Linked DNA regions of Homo sapiens: region 1 is linked to region 2. Evidence: chromatin contacts called from ENCODE Hi-C or POLR2A ChIA-PET data. All regions are on one chromosome and are shown on one strand. The core of a region is the stretch at or near the end of the contact, and the rest is flanking DNA. Distances in the headings are between cores, read along the strand shown. Region 1 has its middle 13 kb from the start of MB21D2. Region 2 overlaps MB21D2 (Mab-21 domain containing 2).

What was found. Hi-C counts contacts between places; a loop is a spot of excess contacts on that map. ChIA-PET counts read pairs that join two places held with the same protein, here RNA polymerase II (POLR2A). Pooled maps may share reads with other maps.
Region 1: a map of PC-3 shows a loop between it and region 2 (6-fold over the local background). The contact joins two enhancer-like sites. A Hi-C loop is called at or near these places in 5 of 168 maps with a recorded cell type or tissue (PC-3, colonic mucosa, gastrocnemius medialis and 2 more) and 5 of 50 pooled maps. POLR2A ChIA-PET finds 5 or more read pairs at or near these places in 6 of 52 experiments (GM12878, OCI-LY7, PC-3 and 3 more).

What each region holds. Positions count from the first base shown.
Region 1 is chr3:192,928,439-192,933,960 of GRCh38, forward strand. No RefSeq gene overlaps it. Among named protein-coding and RNA genes, the nearest start is that of MB21D2, 13 kb to the left of the region's middle. Within about 2 kb of position 1,478, at least 2 of the 41 ENCODE cell types and tissues checked have a DNase peak (open chromatin) inside an H3K27ac peak, as active enhancers do; they include PC-3, where a contact is called at or near this core.
Region 2 is chr3:192,815,655-192,820,387 of GRCh38, forward strand. All of the region lies in intron 1 of MB21D2 (Mab-21 domain containing 2), which reads right to left. Among named protein-coding and RNA genes, the nearest start is that of FGF12, 90 kb to the left of the region's middle. Within about 2 kb of position 1,582, at least 2 of the 41 ENCODE cell types and tissues checked have a DNase peak (open chromatin) inside an H3K27ac peak, as active enhancers do; they include PC-3, where a contact is called at or near this core.

The sequences.
Region 1 (5,522 bases), core at 228-2,727, 110 kb after region 2:
AAACATATTTATTGAATCTCTTTTATGTGTCGGGCATTGTTCTTGACAGTGAGGATATGGCGGTGAACAAAGCAAACATTTTCATCCTACTGGAGCCCGAAAGATTTATTTTTTAAACTAATTTATGCAGTTGTGAGGACTGACGAGTTCAAAATCTGTAGGGCAGGCAAGTCTGAAAACTATAGGGCAGGTTTGCAGGAGTTGATGTTGCAGAATTTCTTCTACAAACTTCAGTTTTTGTTTTTAAGGAATTTCAACTGATTGGATAAGTCTCATCCACAATATCTAGGGTAATCTCCTTTACTTAAAGTCAACTGGTTGTAGATATTAACAACGTCTATAAAATACATTCACAGGAACACCTAGATAAGTGTTTGATTAAATGACTGTGTACTAGAGCCTAGCCAAGCTGACACATAAAACTAACTGGCACGCCATCTACCTGATAAATATTTACTAAGTGCTTATCACATGCCAAGTTCTGAGATAAATCACACGCAATCCCTGCCCTCTAAAGGAAGGGCATAAGTCATTTAATTAAAGACATTAAAAATGTTATTCGACAAATCTATAAGAGATAGAGAACAAGAGCTATCTTTGCAGGTTTGGAAGAAGGAATAGTACTTCCACGTAAAGAAGGCGGAAAAGCTGAAAACACAAAAGACAATTGACCTTGTCCTTGGAGAACAGGTAAAATAAGAACAAGACAGGACCGTGGCATTCCTAGTGAGAGAAATGGCATAAGAAAAAGTGTGGAGTCAGGAAAATGTGTGATGTTTATAGAAACATTGAGTGGTTCAGTTTGGCTGGAAATATAGAGCATTCATCAAAACCTCTTTTATTTAGCCAGTGATTACTCCATGCTTGTTCAAGTACTCATTCCAAAGCTGTTAGCACATTTGCAGATGAAACAGAGAGATCGAGAGATTCCTCCAAAATCACACAGAAAACCTCCAGGGCATGACACATACAAGTCAATCCCATTTTCTTTTGGAAGCTAGATGCTGCTGACTCTTCAAAACAAGTTTTGCCATCCTTGAGAAATAAGAATGCTTTTATCTCTGTTTTTCAGTTTAACTGTCTTTGAAAAAGCCACTATTTCTTCAATAAATGGAAGAAATGTATTAGGCCCTAATTTTTAATGAACATACATGTAGGTATCAATGCACCAAATAATATGTTCAGGGATTTATATATCACACAATTCAAACCTTACTGCTTTTACCACTCGGTCAAAGGTATTTCTTGATTTTTGTTGTTATTGTTTGTTTTTTTTTGGGGTGGGGGGGCACAATACTTAAATTGCTGTGGTCAGAGGTGCACAGAGAAAATATTTATAGGAGTCAGAAGGTTCTCAGGAAAGTAAAATTAATCTATGACTCTTATTATTTCAGTTTTGTGCCTTATGAATTCCTTTTATTCTAATTCCTCTCAGGCATCTTCTTTCCATGCCCCAAGCCCCTCCCACATTTCAAAGAATTGTTGTTGGGTTAGCACATTACTGTTAAGAAAACACGATGTGTGCCGTACTTATTCCACCACCAGCCTCTCCCATCCCTGCGTTAAACTCAGTCATCCTTTTGCCTACATAGGAATTCATGTTTTCTACTGATGAGCTAACTAGCCATGGGTTTGTTCTGAAGATTAATGGTTTTATGGCATTCAAAAGAATGTGACTGGTTTTGAGGCTAATGTAACATTTTTTAAAAATAAGATAATTATAGGAATTATAGGATTCTAGACACTTTCTGGACCAGTCTTCATTCGGCTTCATGCCGCTGTGAATGGAGCAGAAGCAAGTTGTACCCTTTCTTCCCCTCTCCCCCTCCTAATTTCTGCTTTATAAGAGGGAAGCTGAGGAACTGCACCAGGAAGTGACATAATCAAGTGCCTGGTTTCATATCCCCATAAAGTGCATTACTTTAATTAAATCTACCGAAGAGGCTAGTAAAAGAGAGACTGGGGAGAAACGAGGTTATTGATCAGAGGTGTTAAATAAATGGACATCATCGAGAAATGGATGTTAACAAATGTGTGGAACGCTCAAGGGGGGTCAGAGTTCAACTTCCTCTGTGAACAGCTGAACATTTGTCTTGTGGTGACATTGTTCTATTATTTTCCAAAGATGGAAAATGTCTAGAGGCTTAGAAACATAACATTACCTTACATTTACATAATGCATTAGATTTAATGTATATGATCTCATTTTAATGTTCATCCCCACAATAATCCTGTGGGACAGGCAAACCACAGATTCACAGACTGTTGAATCACATTCTTGAGGGCAGAGGTTACCCTCTACAACACATCAATAACACCTGGGTAGGAGGAGTGTGTCAAGGAGGATGTCTTTGTGTGCCTCAGAAGGGCAGGTGTGGAGAGATAGATAAGGAGCATGGATAAATGTAATCATGCAAACTAGCTAATGGCCTTCATTAAGAAAAACTTCCCCTCCCAGGGTAGGCGTCAATCTGTTATAACAAGATTTAGTGTATCATGTTTCACTCCAGTCTGAGGACAAGGTCACCTCCCTTTGGATAGAGATCAGAGTCTCCCCCTAAAAAAGTAGCATCCGGCCGGGCACAGTGGCTCATGCCTCTAATCTCAGCACTTTGGGAGGCCGGGGAGGGCAGATCACCTGAGGTCAGGAGTTCCAGACCAGCCTGGCCAACATGATGAAACCCCATCTCTACTAAAAATACAAAAAATTAGCCGGGCGCGGTGGCGGGCGCCTGTAGTCCCAGCTACTCGGGAGGCTGAGGCAGGAGAATGGCGTGAACCCGGGAAGCAGAGCTTGCAGTGAGCCGAGATTGCGCCACTGCAGTCCGCAGTCCGGCCTGGGCGACAGAGCGAGACTCCGTCTCAAAAAAAAAAAAAAAAAAATACAAAAAATTAGCCGGGCATGGTGGTGGGCACCTGTAGTCCCAGCTACTCAGGAGGCTGAGGCAGAAGAATGGCGTGAATCCAGGAGGCGGAACTTGCAGTGAGTGGAGATAATGCCAACTGCACTCCAGCCTGGGCAACAGAGCAAGACTTGGTCTCAAAAAAAAAAAAAAAAATGCTGTAAAGATGGCTTGGCGTGGTGGTCTGGCCTGTAATCCAAGCACTTTGGGAGGCTGAGGCAGGCAAATCACTTGAGGCCAGGAGTTTGAGACCAGCCTGGCCAACATGGTGAAACCCTGTGTCTACTAAAAATATAAATATTAGCCAGGCGAAGTGGTGGGAGCCTGTAACCCCAATTACTCAGGAGGCTGAGGCAGTAGAATCACTTGAACCTGGGAGGTGGGGGTTGCAGTGAGCCAAGATCATGCCAATGCACTCCAGCCTGGGCGACAGAACGAAACTCTGTCAAAAAAAAAAAAAATGCTGTAAAGGTATGAGGAATTGTTACATCTCAATTTTATGTCTTCCTAATATTGGTGAGGCCTGGAGGTGGAGGAAAAAGGCCCAAGGGAAGGGGGAAATCATTTATTCTTTCAACAAATGCCATACACCATAGTGTGCCGGGAATAAGGAAGAACAGATATTCGACTTCTGGGTAGCTGATCTGTGAAGCACTTGGTTTCTTTTTCACATCTCGAAGAGATTACCACTTTGGTCAATTATTGAAAAACCCTCTCTGAATTGGTACCTGAGCTATAACTGTGTTGAAAGTGAAATAAAGGAAAAGGTGACCTTCATGCTGGCCTCCAAGAAGGCTTTGGTCAGCTCAGCACCTTTTGCAAAAAAGCTGTAAATTTACTCCCCAAATTGTCTACTTAGATAGTTTTTCTCTCTCAGGAAAAAGAAAAAGTAGCCTGTTCAAAATTAAAGTCTACTTCTCAAAGAAATATCACAGTGGGAATGTAATTCAACAAGTATTTCCAGAGTGTTTTACGGTTTCTATACCATGCTAAGATTGAACTGCTACAAGGGGTAGAGAAGTGGATGGTAGCTGAACACCATTACAATTAACAATAAATTAAAAATAATTTATTCTGTGTGTATATATATATTATATATATGTGTGTGTATATATGTATATATATGTGTGTGTGTGTATATATATATATATATATATATATATATATATACCTTTTTTTTGTTTGTTTGGATACAGGGATACAGGATCTAGCTATATTGCACAGGCTGGTCTCCAACTCCTGGGCTCAAGCAGTCCTCCCACCTCAGCCTCCTGTCCTGATTGGCTAGGGCTATAGGCACATGGTTTGAAAGACGTAGTCCCTACCCTCAAAGCAGTAATAATTTCCATGGGAACTGTCCTAACATATGTGGAATTTTATAAGTTGAAACAGGTTAAGACATAAATGAACTAAAACCAGATGTCAATGTAAGAAATAAGTGTTTGCACATTCTAAGGTTTATGTTCTTGGATTAAGAAAAGTGAACCCTTATTGTGGAAGGCTCTGAAAGTGAAGCAAAGGAGCTTTAATTTGGCTGTGTAGGCAATTAATAAGCTAATTAAAGGTTTTATTTATTATTTATTTATTTAATCTTAAGAAACAGTCTCACTCCGTTGCCCAGGCTGGAGTGCAGTGGCACACTCACAGCTCACTGCAGCCTCCACCTCCCTGGGCTCAGGTGATTCTCCTGCCTTAGCCACATGAGTAGCTGGGACTATTGGCGCACACCACGATGCCTGGCCTTTTTTTTTTTTTTTGAGACAGAGTCTCACTTTATTGCCCAGGCTGGAGCGCAATGCCATGATCTTGGCTCACTGCAACCTCCACCTCAGTGTCCTAGGTTCAAGTGCTTCTCATGCTTCAGCCTCCCTGTAGCTGGGACTACAGGCACAAGTCACTATGCCTGGCCAATTTTTGTATTTTTAGTAGAGACAGGGTTTTACCATCTTGGCCAGAGTGGTCTCGAACTCCCGGCCTCAAGTGATCCACCTGCTGAGGGCTCCCAAAGTCCTGGGATTACGGGCATGAGTCACTGCGCCCAGCCCACTTTTTTATTTTTTGTAGAGATGGGGTTTTGCCATGTTGCTCAAGCTGTTCTTGAACTTTTGGGCACAAGCCATCTGCCGGCCTTGGCCGCCCAACATGCTGGGATTGCAGGTGTGAGCCACCGCAGCCGGCCTCATGAAAGGTTTTAGAGCAGAACAGTAACCATGATGAAAAGATGGAAAATCCAAACCCGGTGTTATAGTTAGGGCCCTTTAATTCAAAGCTTTTATTATCAGAAATAATTCAAATCAAATTTAGCAAAAAAACAAAATGTAAGTGGAGAAACGAACAGACTCATGTAACTAGAAAGCTCCTGTACTGGGCTTCACCCACGACTGTTCAGGCATTCAAATAATGCCCATCAGCTCTCTGGCTCCATTATTAGGCTACCTCCATGCAACAGTAAGACGCCTACAGACAGCTCCATTTACATGGGGTTTAGACGTTATGGGCTCAGAGAAAGAGTCTTTGGAAAAGGCACCATAAGGAGTTCTGATTGGCCCAGCTTAGGTTTCCATCCCTGAAAACCCACTGTGGCCAGTAAGCTGAAGCCATTTGATTGGCCAGGACCAG
Region 2 (4,733 bases), core at 332-2,831:
TTTTGGAAACATGATAGTAATTGAGATTCAGGAGGGATGTGACAGGTCTCATTCTGTACAATTGGGGAATTCATTCATCTCTAACCACCCAGGTATTCATTTAGTTTGAAAGAAAATGATGTATTTGTGCTAGATTTCTGCTATTTTTTCAGGGCCCGTATCTTCCTCTACCCATCAGATAGGGATGGATTTTTGTCCTCTATTCAATCTCAAGCATAGATAAAGTGATTGCATCACCAGCCGAATCCTTAAGGACAATTGGCGCCCATACCACACTTGGCTTGGGAGCACATATATGGGTCAGTGAGTATCAAGTGTGGAGCTGACTTGGCAGCCAAGCAATAAACCTGCAGTGATGGGCACAATTACAGCTCAGTTCTCAAAACCAAAGATCACACAGTTTGAATAGAGGTGTACAATTTCCAAAGCTATCAATTGTCCCAGGGTTGAATTGAGAGACGACGACAGATTAAATGCAGACAGCTGTATTTATATTGTGTCCCTTCCAAAAGTCCAGTTTGGGTTTTATAGTGAAGTGGCAAAAAGACGAGAGGACAATTTTTTTTTTTAAAAAAAAAGATGGTTCCGACTTGAGAAAGGTTATTAAAGGACTCAGGTGTGCTACGATTGTGAGATGCAAAAATCCCATTTTTAAGATAGTGACAAAAATGACATTTTGTACACAGACCCAAGTCTTGTTATGACAGTAACTTTCAGATGAAAAATTCCATAATTCCAGTCTAACAAGAGGTGGTTTGAGGAGAAACTCTCCAGTAAAATCACATGAAGTTTTCAGTCTTTCCACTAGAGGTCATGCCTTCCTAATTTTTCTTTAGTTGCTGGACTGGCTGCAACCCAAAAAGTAAGGCCTGAGGTTGAACATAAATTTTTAAAATTAATACCTGATTTTACTGGTATGCTTTCAAAGTGAGTGAGAACACAGTGCTTCTTGCCGGTGAATTTCAAATGCCCACATGCTGTTTGCAGCAATTCTACTGTCACGATGGGATGTCACATCGTCGTTGGTAAGATTCACAGCTTTGAGGTGAACAAGGAAGACAGAAAAGAAGGATGCCAGAAAGGATGATGTGGATGCCGTGATAGAAAGATTATTAATTTAGGATACAGGCACGCTTGAATGTGGACCTTAGCTTCATGATTTATTAGCTGTGTGGCATCTGGATAAGTTACTTGACTTTCTGAAACTTCAGTTTCCCCATTAAAAAAAAAATGGGGGTAATATCATCTTTCTCATAAGGTTCTTGGGACACTTAATTGAAACAGTTACATAAAGCTCCAAGCAGAGTTTCTGGAACTTTGCAATCCTGAGAAAATGTAATTGTATTTTTAAAATCACATTCTGTTCACACTTCTGTAGGTTAATGAATAACACTCGTCTTTATCCTGTTATTTGGGCATGTGACTTTTAAAAATAAATATTCCAATACTTTTTCTATCTATTCTATCACTTCCCTCCCTGTTTTTCTTTTAATTTTAGTTTTTATTTAGTAATGTAGTCATGTGGTTCAACATTCAACAGCACAGACGTGACCCTGGAGGGGAGGATCTGTGTTTGAGTCACCCCTTTATTACCAAGAGCTCCTCATGCAGTGCTTTGTAATGCAAGTAACTGTGTGTCAAGTAATGTGGGTTGAGTGGGTGAAACCTCTTGACAACTCTGTCAGCTTTGTAAGGGACAGAAAACACTCTGAATGAAAAGTTAACACAAAGCACCTGGTAGATAGGAGAGAGGGAAGGAGGGAAGGAGGGAAGGAAGAAGGGAAAGAAGTGAGAGAAAGGAAGGGAAAGAAACAGATATACTGATTTTTACAGTTAGTTTTAGCTTAATATAATCTTTTACAGGACTCAATCATGACAGCTAGCATCACTGCAAACAGTAAATCTGTCATCATTAAACAGGTACCACCAGAGCCCTGCACCATCACTCAGTTGACAAATACTTCAGATTCTGTCCTTAAAATGTTTGTGGTGTAGTGTCCTTCCTGCACACCCCATGCCACTGTGTGTCACTGTAACAGTCCAGCCAGGGTCCTCACATCTCTCACAGGGACAACTGCAATACCTCCGAACTACACTCTGTTCCCACCACCGCACCCAGCATAGGCTGCCAGAAGGAGCTTCTTGAAGGATGGGCTCTAATCACATCACTCACCTGCTCAAAATCCTTCCACGGTGCCCCCATCTCCATAGCCAAGGCCTCCCCCACTCTGAGGCCAATCTCCATTTTCGTCCCTGTCTTAACTGCTCCCTTATGTTCTTAATTGGCCCCAGCCCCCAAACGGATCCCCCACAATATGCTAGTCCCCCAAATATGTCCAGTGTTTTCCAGTCCCCAAGCCTCTACTTGTTCTCTTCAGTGTGCCCTCCCTCCTTGCCTGCTGAAATCCTGCCAATTCTACCCACCTAAAAGCTTTTGCCTCCTAACCTTACTCCACAATCATACAAATTATTTCCTGTCCCCCTTCATACAGCATTTGTACTACAGCTATTTGAGCTCATTCTCATGTCTCACATGAGACCATGAGTTTTTTGAAGACAGGAACGGAGCCTTATTCACCTGCATCCCCCTGTGTTCTGTGTCTGGGGTTTAGGCCACTGATATCTAGAAACAGTCTGACCTACTACAGAATATGTCACTGTAACATGAACTGCTTGTACAGGACTGGCAGATAGGAAAATGATGTCAGCACAATTAAAAGTTGGATTGCTTTCACATGCAATTTTCCTAGAATGCTAATATTTTGTACAATCAAGAACTAGCAGCTAAAAAAAATGTACTCAAACACAGAATACAGCAAGTCACAGAGTTCTCAGCTCAGACAGACATGTGGTTCTTGGTTCAGAAAGTATGTGGCTTTTCTTTTTGTATTGTTGCCTATGATCTTACTTCATTGTATCCTTGTCTCCAAAATTCAACAACTTTTCCTTACAATCCATCAAGCCATCTTCAACCATTTTTAAAGGTAAAGTCCTTTTTAGAGTGGTATTTCTTTATCTTTTCGTGTTTCTTTTGCTTTTGTTAATGTCCTGGTTACAAAGTCAAATAGGTTTTGGGGGATATGGTCATAACTCTGCTTTTCCTATAAGTCATGCTGGTTTTTTTAATGCAATTATGCAGAATATGAGGATTTTAAGGAATATATATACTATATTGTTATATAAGTGCCTAGACCAGTGCTCAACTTAACTGGAGATAGAAGGCCAACTGCTGGTCTTAATAAATGAATGATGACAAGGTCCCTCAATACAGTTCCCTTGAATGTCAATTGTTTGAGCCAGTTCTCAATTAACTGAATATCCGAGAGGCAGGAATTGAGTTTTTTTTTTGCTAGAATCTGAACTGCCAATGGAAATGCTCTTGGGCAAGACAGGCTGACCTGACCTGGAATATAAGTGACTCATAGTTTTCCTGGAGAGCTGAGCATGTCTGAAGAATGCTAGATCCCAGGGCTCCTGAAGAGGGAGAGGCCATCCGGGGGCAAAAGTGAAGGGAGAAGAAAAGAGAGATAGGAATCAATGTTTACAGAGTATCTGCTAAGGCCCAGTTATATATTAAGATTTACATGCAAAAATCTTTGAGACTTAATCCTCAATTGACAAGAAAAGAAAGTCAGGCTCAGTGGTGAAGGGGTTTGCCCACGGTGACTAACACAGGGTTGCCTGAATCCAAAACACTGGCTTTTCACGGCAAGGGTGGTTTCCAAACCTAGCACAAGGGCTGGGCCTCCGGAGAAGCCCTGTAATTAGTGGAGGGTGAAGGTGGAAGATGAAGTGCAAGGAAAGAATGTGACAGTCAAGTGAGCAGAACCTGGGCCTCCCACCCCCGCTTCGACCACTTGGATCGGTTTTACTTATTGGGCTTCCTCTTATGCTTCTATTTGAGGGAAGAGTCCTATAGTTTTAAAAGGGAGATGGAGAAAGGGTTAGAAAATCACTGCATCATATCAAGCTGCCTATTTCCCAATTCTGCCTGAGGCTGGCCCCTCAGCAGAAAAATAAATCAGTGCTTACAAAAGATCTTCTATGCAGACCACTGCTGGAGTGGTCCCCAAGTCCCCTCTCTAATCATTCCAAAGCTGTCTAAAAAGACTTTACTTTTCGCCAACTGTACTCACTTGTTCAACTATTTTTACCCATTTCCAGGTACTCCAGCTTGGGAGGCACCTGACATCCATCTGTGAAAGTGCAGGCAGCTTGGAGAGCAGGCCCTGCAGCTCCTGCTCTGGGGACAAGCTCTGCATCCCAAGCTCTGAACCTGAAGCAGGACACCCAGGGCCTAGTCCTGGTGCTCCCTACAAGGGGGTAGGGGAATCAGCTCCTCTCCCTAGGTTTCTGTTTCCTTGGCTACCAAGTAAGTTGGGTGGAATACATGGTTTTTAATGTCCTTTCTGACTTTCAGGACTCTATACATAAATAAGTGTGTTTGTGTTTCTGTGGGGAGAGAAAGGGGAGGGAGATGCGATATTAAGAGTGAGTTTGTATAACAGCAAGTCAGAGCTAAGATGTATAAAAGTACACACCCCCCAGAAACACACAGAGGTGTATGCAGAACCTTCAGACAGATTTCTCTAAAATTTATGAGTATCATGAAACAGATTGTAAAAAAGAAAACTATGACATTATGAACGCTGATCTAACTTAAGCACAAAGAGCAAAGTAGACCTTTAACTCCCCCGAGATAACAACTTCGGATAATACAAAATGTAATTTCA